2 separate regions of the Mus musculus genome follow, and region 2 is linked to region 1. Evidence: chromatin loops called from intact Hi-C (ENCODE). Cell type or tissue: gastrocnemius. All regions are shown on one strand.

What was found. Hi-C counts contacts between places; a loop is a spot of excess contacts. Peaks named below come from ENCODE experiments on the same cell type or tissue, not always from the same donor. Only the 100,000 strongest peaks of a DNase experiment are listed, where the experiment ranks them.
Region 2: a loop joins it to region 1, with 2.9 times the contacts of the local background. A loop is called at or near these places in 15 of 42 quality-filtered maps.

What each region holds. Positions count from the first base shown.
Region 1 is chr16:8,410,193-8,415,192 of GRCm38, forward strand. Tmem114 (transmembrane protein 114) reads right to left here. Exons shown (of 4, transcript NM_029070.2): 3 at 1,909-2,046. Among named protein-coding and RNA genes, the nearest start is that of Gm24579, 9.9 kb to the left of the region's middle. In gastrocnemius, a CTCF peak has its summit at 2,220 (motif pointing right); no DNase peak of the experiment used is centred here.
Region 2 is chr16:8,468,634-8,473,633 of GRCm38, forward strand. It overlaps Mettl22 (methyltransferase like 22), which reads left to right and starts at 2,180. Exons shown (of 11, transcript NM_146247.1): 1 at 2,180-2,232. It overlaps Gm30012 (a long non-coding RNA gene), which reads right to left and starts at 2,518. Exons shown (of 5, transcript XR_384641.4): 1 at 2,310-2,518; 2 at 910-962; 3 at 443-581. In gastrocnemius, CTCF peaks have their summits at 2,034 and 2,730; DNase peaks (open chromatin) are centred at 2,128 and 2,469; H3K4me3 peaks cover 1,847 bases; H3K27ac peaks cover 1,355 bases.

The sequences.
Region 1 (5,000 bases):
TTTGTGGAGACGGAAGACCTGAATCTCTGTTCCCAGACCATGGTCACTAATAGTCAGCTCCAGGAAAAAAGAAAAAGAAAAAAAAAAAAACTTCTATTCTTTTAACATAAGAGCTGGATTTTCTTCACATACACCTCTTTCTCTTCTCTTTCTCCTCCCTCATCTCCCTCCCCCTACCTTCCTCTCCCTCCTCTGTCTCTCTCCTCTTCCCCTCTCCCTCATTATGCAGGTCTGTCCTCCCAGCCAAACTGCTGCCAACATCAGGAGTTCTGCTGGCCTGGAGGGGGCAGAGAGGGTCTTAGCACCCTCACCTGAGGATCTAGCCACCACCATTAGAAGCATTTCTACCCTAATTTTTTGTGGGCTTGTGGGAAGGGTTGGAGGAGATCCGGAGGGGAGAAAAGGGGTAGGCTTCATCTACACAGCCACAGGGAGTCATCACACATGCTGGGTGGGTGCAGACCTCCTGGGGTGGCTGCTTTAAGGTCATCTATGCTCTGCCTCACCCACTGCTCTGCCTGTAAGCCTCATAAACTCACAGGTTCCCCTGGTGAACTTCCGTTGAATCAGTGAATCATTGGGACCCAAGAAGGGGGAAAGATGTGGTTTACAACTTTTCTAGGGAGAAGTTTTAGCAACACCCTCCTGTTTCCTCCCCCTTCCTTCCTCTCATTCTATACACAATACACACACACACACACATACACACACACACAATCATGCCTGGATTGTTCCATGGTTTGGGGGGATCTTAACCTGGGTTCTCTTGCTTACATACCAAATGTTCTTACATGCTGAGCCATTTCCCAGGCCTCTGTCTTTCTTTCCCTTGTAATTCAGGGAGCCAGAGGGCACCCATCTGGGCTGTGGGTCCCACTTTCCCAAGGCCTGTAGCCAGTCATGTAAACAGAACTGCCTCGGCCGGTGTCTGCTGACCTGGCTTTGGTTTGGACGTGGTTGATTAAGTTTGTTTGGTTAGGTTTGGTTTAAGGATGGGTTTGGGTTTTTGGAGGGTGTGGTTTGGATTTGGGTTTGAGAGGTATGGCTTGACTTGGTATTGTTTTCTGTTTGTAAAAGTTACACTGTACGGTATTATCTGGACTTCAGCTTGAGATCAACACTCAGCCTGATGGGTGTGTACTGCCATGCCCTGAAGTGTGTCACTTTCTCGCAGTAAACCTTGCACATTTTCAGAGTATGATGCACATGGCGGTAAAGTGTGTGCATGGAGTAGCTTAAGACACTGTTAAATACATGGGTCAACTCACACAACTTCTTTTTATAGTGAAACACATAAAATCTACCCTCTTGGCCACATTCAAGTGCAAGGCGTATGGATACACGGTCTATGGGTACTGACTGTAATCACAAGAATGGACAATAGATCCCTGAACTTATGCCTGCTAAATGAAGCTGAGTGCCACACAGCTGGCGTGTCCCCAGACCCATCCGCTGCTTCTACTTGTGGCTCTGTTCTGTCTCACCATGAGCTCTGCTTACTGAGAACCCAGTGAAGCCATGCATGTGCACTGTGTCCTTCTGTGCCTGGTCAGTCTGATTTCCCACATCAGAAGGGAGCAAAGACAGCGGGTGTCAGCCCACAGCTCTAAACCGGAAGCCAAGGCCATCCTTGGGAGACCAAGACAGAGAGGTGGCAGACGACACAGCTTTGCAGCGAGATGCTGGGGATGACTCCTAAGGCTGTGCCCTACCCCGTCCTTCTTCCTTCCTGGAACCAGAGATCTGGGGAGCTTAAGGCTGAAAACCACTGCCTTTCCCAGCTACTGTACTGTCACAATGGGGGGAAGCCCTTAGAGAAGCTGAGACCTGCCCCTAAAGAGGTTTACAGCACGGCGTTCACCATCAGTACAACTGTAGAGCCTAGGCCCCGGGCAGGTGTACACCTACCTCCAAAGAGAAAGAGGATCCCGGTGAGCAGCAGAAGGAGGTGAGCTCGGAGGAGGAAGCTCAAGAACCCGGTCATCCCCCCAAACACCATCACGATCAGACTGAGTGGCAATAAGATCACGAATGTCCCGTGCATAGCTAAGGAGAAGAGGGTAACAGGCACAGGGGGTTACTAATATCTAGCATCCAATCATTTACATATGTTTACCACGTACCCACAAAAGTAGGTCTACACAACTACTTCTAGTGGTAGTTAAGAACCGTGGAGACTCCTGAATGCATGGTCTGAACTGTGAGCATCTTTGCACTTACTCTCTGCAACCCCTAGAGGGCAGTGTTGTATTATTTACTTATTCTCTCAGTGCCGATTCAAGAGCCGGCTATTCTAATGAGTATGCAAAGGACCAAGTAAGTCTAAGAGATAAACACCACCAAGTCTGGGGGAAAATCTAGTTCCCTTCTAGCTGAGGACAGTGACAAGTGGTGAGCAGAGGCGGTGGAGAAAGAACAGCTTATAAAATCCCTACACCTGGGGCTGGAGAGATGGCTCAGTGGTTTAGAGTACGAGCTGCTCTTGCAGGGACCTGGGTTTCATTCCCAGGTGTGAGAAATTAACTAATTTTTTAAAACATACAAGGTCAGGTGTGGTGGCACACTCCTTTAATCCCACCACTCGGGAGGTAGAGGCATGCCGATCTCTGTGAGTTCAAGACCAGCCTGGTCTACAAAATGAGTTCCAGGACAGCCAGGGCTGTTAAACAGAAAAACTGTGTCTTGAAAAACAAAAACAAAACCCTATACTCATGTTCTGCCTCTGCCTGGTCCTGTCCCAAATTACAGACACATCATAAATTCAAGGCACATGACTCATTTTATCCTGGGAGGGGGGGCATGGATCTAATCTCATCCCACACCCCAAACCCTTGGTGATCTTAACAATAAAACATTAATGCAATACAGGGGTTAGTGAGATGGCTCCATTGGCAAAACCACTGGCCATGTTTGCCTGAAGACAGGAGGAGAAAGCTAAGGCTACAAAGCTGTCCTCAGGTCTCTCTGTGGGCTGTGCTACACCTGTTCACACACCACACACGATAATGAACAAGATTTTAAACCTGTCATACAGGCAGTCTCTGACTGTGATCTGGGGGTCTATCTGTAAAAATAGTAGAATGGGTGGAAATTGCCCTTTCAATTTTGACCTTTTCTGCGGGTGCTAGAGATTTGAACTTGGATTCTCACCCTTGAGCCACAAGCTCTTTACTCTCTAGACCATCTCCTCGGCCCTTCCCCCCAGGGCATATTAAATTCAGCAGATGACTAGATGCTGTCTGCTAGGAGCCCAGCTCCACAGTCCAGAGACAAAGATGAATAGCTCACGGACAGTACACCCTGTGGATGAGCTGATAGACTGCACACAGGGATTAGCATCAAGACCACGGTGCTACACAATCCTCAAAAGCCATTAAACAAATCAACAGCCTCAACCACCAGGCGCACTGGCACTCGTGTGTCCCTCAGTGTCTCAGGATCGGCCGAGCACCGGCTGCTCACATTCCCATCCCCAGGGCTCCAGTGTCTGTTCTAACATAACAAGCTGGGGGTAGCTTTGCAACCTCAGTTTTCTCATCTGTCAAATGGAGAGCCAACAAATAGCCCATCCTCTGAGCCTGTGAGTTGGGGACTCGGTACATGAAAGGAAAACACCAATCATGGTGGGGCTGGAGAGATAGGTCTGTCCATTAAGCACCTGTTGTACAAACATCGGGACCTGAGTTTGAAAGCTTAAAGAAAGTGGGGTGCAACAGCAGCATCTGTAACTCCAGTACTGGCAATGTGGAAAAGTGCATCGTCTTTTGTTTGTTTTGATTCTCAAGACAGGGTTTCTCTGTGTAGCCCGGGCTGTCCTGGAACTCACTCTGCAGACCAGGCTGGCCTCGAACTCAGACATTTCACTGCCTCTGCCTCCTGAACACTGAGATTAAAGGCTCAGTATGAAAGCTCAGAGGGTGGTTCTGGGGATGTGGCTCCGTACACTGCTTGCCTACCATTCAGGACTGTGTTCCAAATCCAGCACCAAGGGAAACTAGGCATGATTCCCAAAACCTTTTAAGGGGTGTGTGTAGCACCCTGAAGAGGTGACTCAGCAGTTAGGAGCATCAGAAGCTTGTCCAAGGATTTGAGTCTACGCACCTGTATTGGCTAGTTTTGTGTCAACTTGACACAGCTGGAGTTATCACAGAGAAAGGAGCTTCAGTTGAGGAAATGCCTCCATGAGATCCAACTGTAAGGCATTTTCTCAATTAGTGATCAAGGGGGAAAGGCCCCTTGTGGGTGGGACCATCTCTGGGCTGGTTGTCTTGGGTTCTATAAGAGAGCAGGCTGAGCAAGCCAGAAAAGAACATCCCTCCATGGCCTCTGCATCAGCTCCTGCTTTCTGACCTGCTTGAGTTCCAGTCCTGCATCCTTTGGTGATCAACAGCAGTATGGAAATGTAAGCCGAATAAACCCTTTCCTCCCCAACTTGCTTCTTGGTCATGATGTTTGTGCAGGAATAGAAACCCTGACTAAGACAGCACCCAAGTGGCAGCTAACAACCATCTGTGATGCCAGCTCTAAGGGGGCCCAATTCTTCCCTGGCCTTCATGAGCACTGCCCACAGGGCGTGCATTGACATAACACACACACACATATAGTAGTAGTAATAATAACAATAATAACAACAACAATAATAACAATAACATCTCAAAAACAAGCAATTTAAACCAGACATCATTGTGCATGCCTATAATCGCAGTAGTTGGGAGGTAGAAGCAGAAGGATCAAAACTTTAAGGTCACTCTCAGCGACACCGTGCATGCTTGGCCAGACTGGGCAACTCGAGACCCAGCCAAACCATAAACCACCACCAAGGATTTATTTGCTAAGCTTTAGAGTCAAGGTGTTTGAAAACATGATCCTCATCCCCACGGCAGGGGGTGGCCCTGCCTCTCAGCAGCCACTTTGTGGCAGCAGGCAGCAGCATTGGCTTAGGTTCTCCCTCTGCCTCTGTCTCTTCTCTGTGTGTTTCCTCTTGTAAGGACACTCGCTCA
Region 2 (5,000 bases), 58 kb after region 1:
TTCCCAGGCCACCTGACCATTCTCCATTCCCCAACTCTCTATCCAGCACTCTGTACTTTTAAAATATATCTGCTTGTTCTCTGGCCCTTCCCCAGCAGAACAGAAGTATCATGAGAGCAGAGACTTGTCTGATGTAACCTCTTCCCTCATGTCCCACACCTAGGAGACATTCTGATAGCCTTCTTTTCTTTGATAGATATTTGCTTAGAATAAAAATTTCCCATGATCACACTAGTGTGCTTCTATCCTGGCAGAATATACACGTGTGCTCATCTGCATGTGTTGCTATGCCTGCCTGACTCTCTACATCCATGTGTCTTGGTGTGGGGAGGTGTCTGCTCAGCATTGTGTAGCCATCAGGAAAATAGCAACAGAAAGCAGTGGCTTCTGAAAGTTGGTCGAGGCAGTTTGGGATAGCCCAGAAACTTGATGCTTTACTTACAAGGAAGATGTGGCCTTGATGGTCACTTCATTCTGCTCTGCTTCTAGGGAAAAGAGATGAGAATTCACCCGGAGCCTGGAGTGTCCATGGGCTCTCTCTGCCCCATCTTCTGCAATTGGCCACACTTCTTCTTTGAGCCCTAACGTTCAGATAATCCAGGGGGCAAGCGGAAAGCAAATAGAGGACATGAGATTCACATTTGCCTCGGCTACAGTTTAGATCAAAGTGTACCCAGAAGTGAGCATGTATTCAAAGCCTGGCCCCTATGCAAGTGTTGATCAGAGGTGGGGATTTCAGTGTGAGCCTGTGTTAGCCCCTGTGTGGGATCATAGGGATCAGACGCCTTCATGGGTAGATTCATCCACTGTTAGATTTATAATCCAGTGGGTGGAACCCTCTGGAGGTGGAGCCTAGCTGGAGACAATATGTCATTGAGCCTTTGGGTCTAGCGCTTGGCCTCCCATTACCTGTGCTCTAGCTCCCACAGTTCCAAAGCAATGGAGCTAGCAATGCTGGACCTCTGAAAGCATGAGACAAAAGAAGTCATTATTTCCTTAGGTGGTTTCTGAAAGCATGAGACAAAAGAAGTCATTATTTCCTTAAGTGGTTTTTCCTGAGTATTTATCACAGCCACAAAAATAAGTGACTAAATACAGCCTCCAACCTTAAGCACTTACCATTCTCAGCATTCTGAACAGGATAAGGTTTACCTAAGGTGTAATATTTGTGTCCTATTTCATTTTATGCTAGACTCCAACTTAGAAAGATCCGGGATCATCGTTACTGGAGACTTGATGACTAGATCCGTTAGTCCTGCCAATTGCTTGTAAGGATGCTAAACGCAGGGTATACATAACACTGGGAAGAAACAAGGGGCATGCTGGCTAACACACTCCGGATCCCTCACCCTCCAATTTGAATCCTCACCACTTAGTGGCTGAGTGATCCTCCAGCCTGCCTGCCTTGCCGGAATAAGGATATTCTAAACGTAACACACTTGTGCCCCTCCCTTTGGCTATCAGATTATTGAAACAGTCAACCCCCAAATTTTGATTTTCCCCAACAGTCCCAAGCTGGGAGGAGATAAAGGTTAATACCAGGGACCAAACAGATGAGTCACTGTCTTCCAGGAAGAGAATTACAACTTTTCAAAACTCCTTGCAGGATAGATTGAAGCCAAAAAAAAAAAAAAAAAAAAAAAAAAAAAAAAAAAGGATGGAGCAATGATGGGCAGTACCATACCCAGACCAGGACTGCTTAGCTATGCATAACTATAGCACTCTACTTAAACATAAATATCCTATCGGTGCCCGAAACATGTACTTGGGTGGGTCATTGTATGTTTTTGTCTTCTGCTTTTGCCTATTAATTGTTTCCTGGGCATACTTAGGAACAATGGTTAAATACAGCTTATTAGGACTCTGATCTTTAATGACTCTAACACTTAAAGCAAATTATTTAACTTTTTTTTCTTGTGCTGGGCTCTCTACACCGCTGAGATTCTTAGCCATATTTAAATTTTTTACAGGAGGGATTCCAAACACCGAAGTGCAGAGGCGTCCCCACTCTGGACGGCCATATGAGCAATCCGACCAGGTGACAGCTGAGCCTCCAGTGGCCGCCACAGGGCTGAGCGAGAGCATCAGGTGTTAGCTAGCGGCTGCCGCCGCGTGCGCATGCGCGACCCGAGCCGGCGCTTGGACCGCGCCTGCGCAAGCTGTCCGTCATGGCGGCTTCCTGAGCCCCATGGCTAGGGTTCCGCGTGGGACTTCAGACCAGTGTCATGGCGGGTAAGAGCCCGGGAGAGGGGGCGGGACCGGGAAGAACCCAGGGAGCATCTTGGCTTTGAGAGCCAAGCTTACACGACCTTGAAGTCTGAACCCTCAGCCTCAGTTTCCCTTTCTGTATGGGACGTCTCGGTTTCCGTGCTGGGTGAGGCAGTCCCACTCTGTCTCGGATTAGGAAGGGAAGGAGAGGCCGGGTTAGCGACTGGCTTCTTCAGAGTGACTGGCCGCTAATGGAGGAGGTCCCTGGAGCCGCTGACGCCGCCCTGCGCGCGTGGCCAGCCCTTTCCTGCACCTCTGAGCCCTGCGCCCTCCAGCTTCCTGGCGTTCCCTCTCCCAGCTCCTAAGTTTTGATTGTCCAGTGGGTGTGCATCCACCTGCCTGGGAGGAGGGGAGTTCTGTCCACCCCGGTAGACTGGTTTGGGGAATAACAGTGGCTGTAACCCTTGAAGAATTCTTGGGAATCCAACTCTGCCGTCTCGGAATTGCCTAGACGACCTGCCAGCTCCCCTACCGGAATGAATTTGCAACATGAAACCTGGGACTGCTTTTCCAGCAGTACCTAGGAGAAACTGGACACCTCTCTATACCATGCATTTTCTAAGTAGAGAAACTGTCTCAAGGTCTCTAGCCATCTCCCCGGGACACTTTTCTATAAACATGATCCTGTAGCTACTTACAAGTTACTGATGATCCCTGAAAGGGACGGTTGTCACGTTTAATCCTCACACAGGCCTCAGTGCCTCCCTATTTCCAGAATGCTGATTCCCAGGCGAAACCCTTAAAGGAGGCTCATGACCTGGGACTTCTCTCTCAGGCCACATTTCCTGGGAAACCTGCTTCATTCATACTTTTAAGTAGACGAAGTCGACCAGAGGTTAGTAGAGAATTTGTTTTCCACCTATATGTTAGACGATTTGGTCCTCATATAATTCCCACTTACAGAATGAACAATGAACATGCATCCTCTGAGGTGTAAATTTGTGTACCATAACAACACATTCTATCCTCTTATTCATGGTCAGTGTTCCCAAAGATGGCAGAGAGGATTTTTTGGACCAAAACCAAAAGCCAAATCTTGTCTTCCATTCAGAACTAGGGGAGCCAGTCTACCTCGAACCAGTAGGTGGTTAGGGCTAGGCTGTGTTTCCTCTGCCTGAATCATGTCTGATTTTTGTTGCCAGTGGTTTTGCTGAAGGCTGAGTACTTCTTTGATTTCATTCACATGAAATCCCACATTGGTTTCATTCCCAGCCCCAGTTCACACCTGCTTACCCGCTTACGTTTTCGCTGGCTTATCATGCTGTGGAGGGAAACAAAGCAAACTCGGAGAAGAACTTTCTGGGTTGGCGCCATTGCCGTTCCCTGGCACTCATCCATATACAAAGCTCCAGCTGTGGGCAGTTAGAGCATGAAGACATCTGAATTATGATAATAAAATTAAACCGTTTCCATCTTCCAGTTTGAAAACAAATGGAGGCTCCTAAGAGTTTGACTCACCGTAAGCACACCAACCACGTAGGAATTGTCCCTGTAGGCACTGGAGAAGGGCAGGTTTGGGCCAAACACATGAAACCAACCTCGTGGCAAAGAAGTCGCCGCTATTTCACACCTGTTGTAATTCAAAGACTCTGCTCAGAGCTTTTCCCACACCTCACCCCACTCCCACACTCCTGCAAGGTGGCAATATGGCTGATAGAGCAGGTCCAGAGAGGAAAGTGATTCCCCCCGAGGTCTGTAGCTGGGAGGTGGGGGACCAGAGTTTATACCTAGTTGCCCAGCTTCGAGGCCCGTCAGACTTCCGCTGGTGCTCTGTGGTGAGGTAGAACAGTTAGTTGGAAGGAAAGCCTTCCTGTTTGCAACCACTGTGGCTTGGATATGGTTTCTAATTGTAGTATATAGTTATATAGGAAAGTATTCCTCAGAGACAGGTAATGAAAGAATTCAGTAGTAAAATGTCATGTTGTCTTCAGTTCACTTTTAAGAGAATTCAAAGGAGAAATCATAGATGGATAGATAGATAGATAGATAGATAGTAGATAGTAGGTAATATGCTTTACTGGATAAGATAGATAATATGTATTAATAGATGATTGCTAGATAATACATTATTAAATATATGGTCTCTTATTAGATAGATGGTCTCTTAGATAGATGGGTATATATTATTTGATAGTCTCCATTATTAGGTAGGTGGTCTCTATTAGGAATATAGTCTGTTATTAGGCAAATGATCTATTATATATAGGGACTCTATTTTGGGGAGCGTTGTTTGTTTGTTTGTTTTGATTTCGAGACAGGGTTTCTCTGTGTAGCCATGGCTGTCCTGGAACTCACTCTGTAGGCCATGCTGACTTCAGAGCCACAGAGCTCTGCCTCAGCCTGAGTGCTGGAATTAAAAGCATCTACACCACCACCGCCCAGCTGCGTGTCTATTATTAAACAGACAATCTCTACTATTAGATAGATGGTCTCAGTAGTAAGTAGATGGTCTCTACTATTGAGTAGATAGTCTTTTATTAGGTAGATGTTATATTATTCATAGATAGATGTTCCCTATTATTAGGTAGATGTTATATATTCTTAGATAGATTGTGTAACTACACATAACAAAGTGCTAGTTTTCCATCAATCCAAGCGGTGGATATACCATGTTTACCGTGCGGTTTCCCCAGCTTTCTTGGCTGCTTGAAAAGTGCAAGTAGTACAGACCTGTTATCCCACTAAGATCACAAACTCAAGCTTGTCTGAAATACAGAATAAGTCAAGGCCAG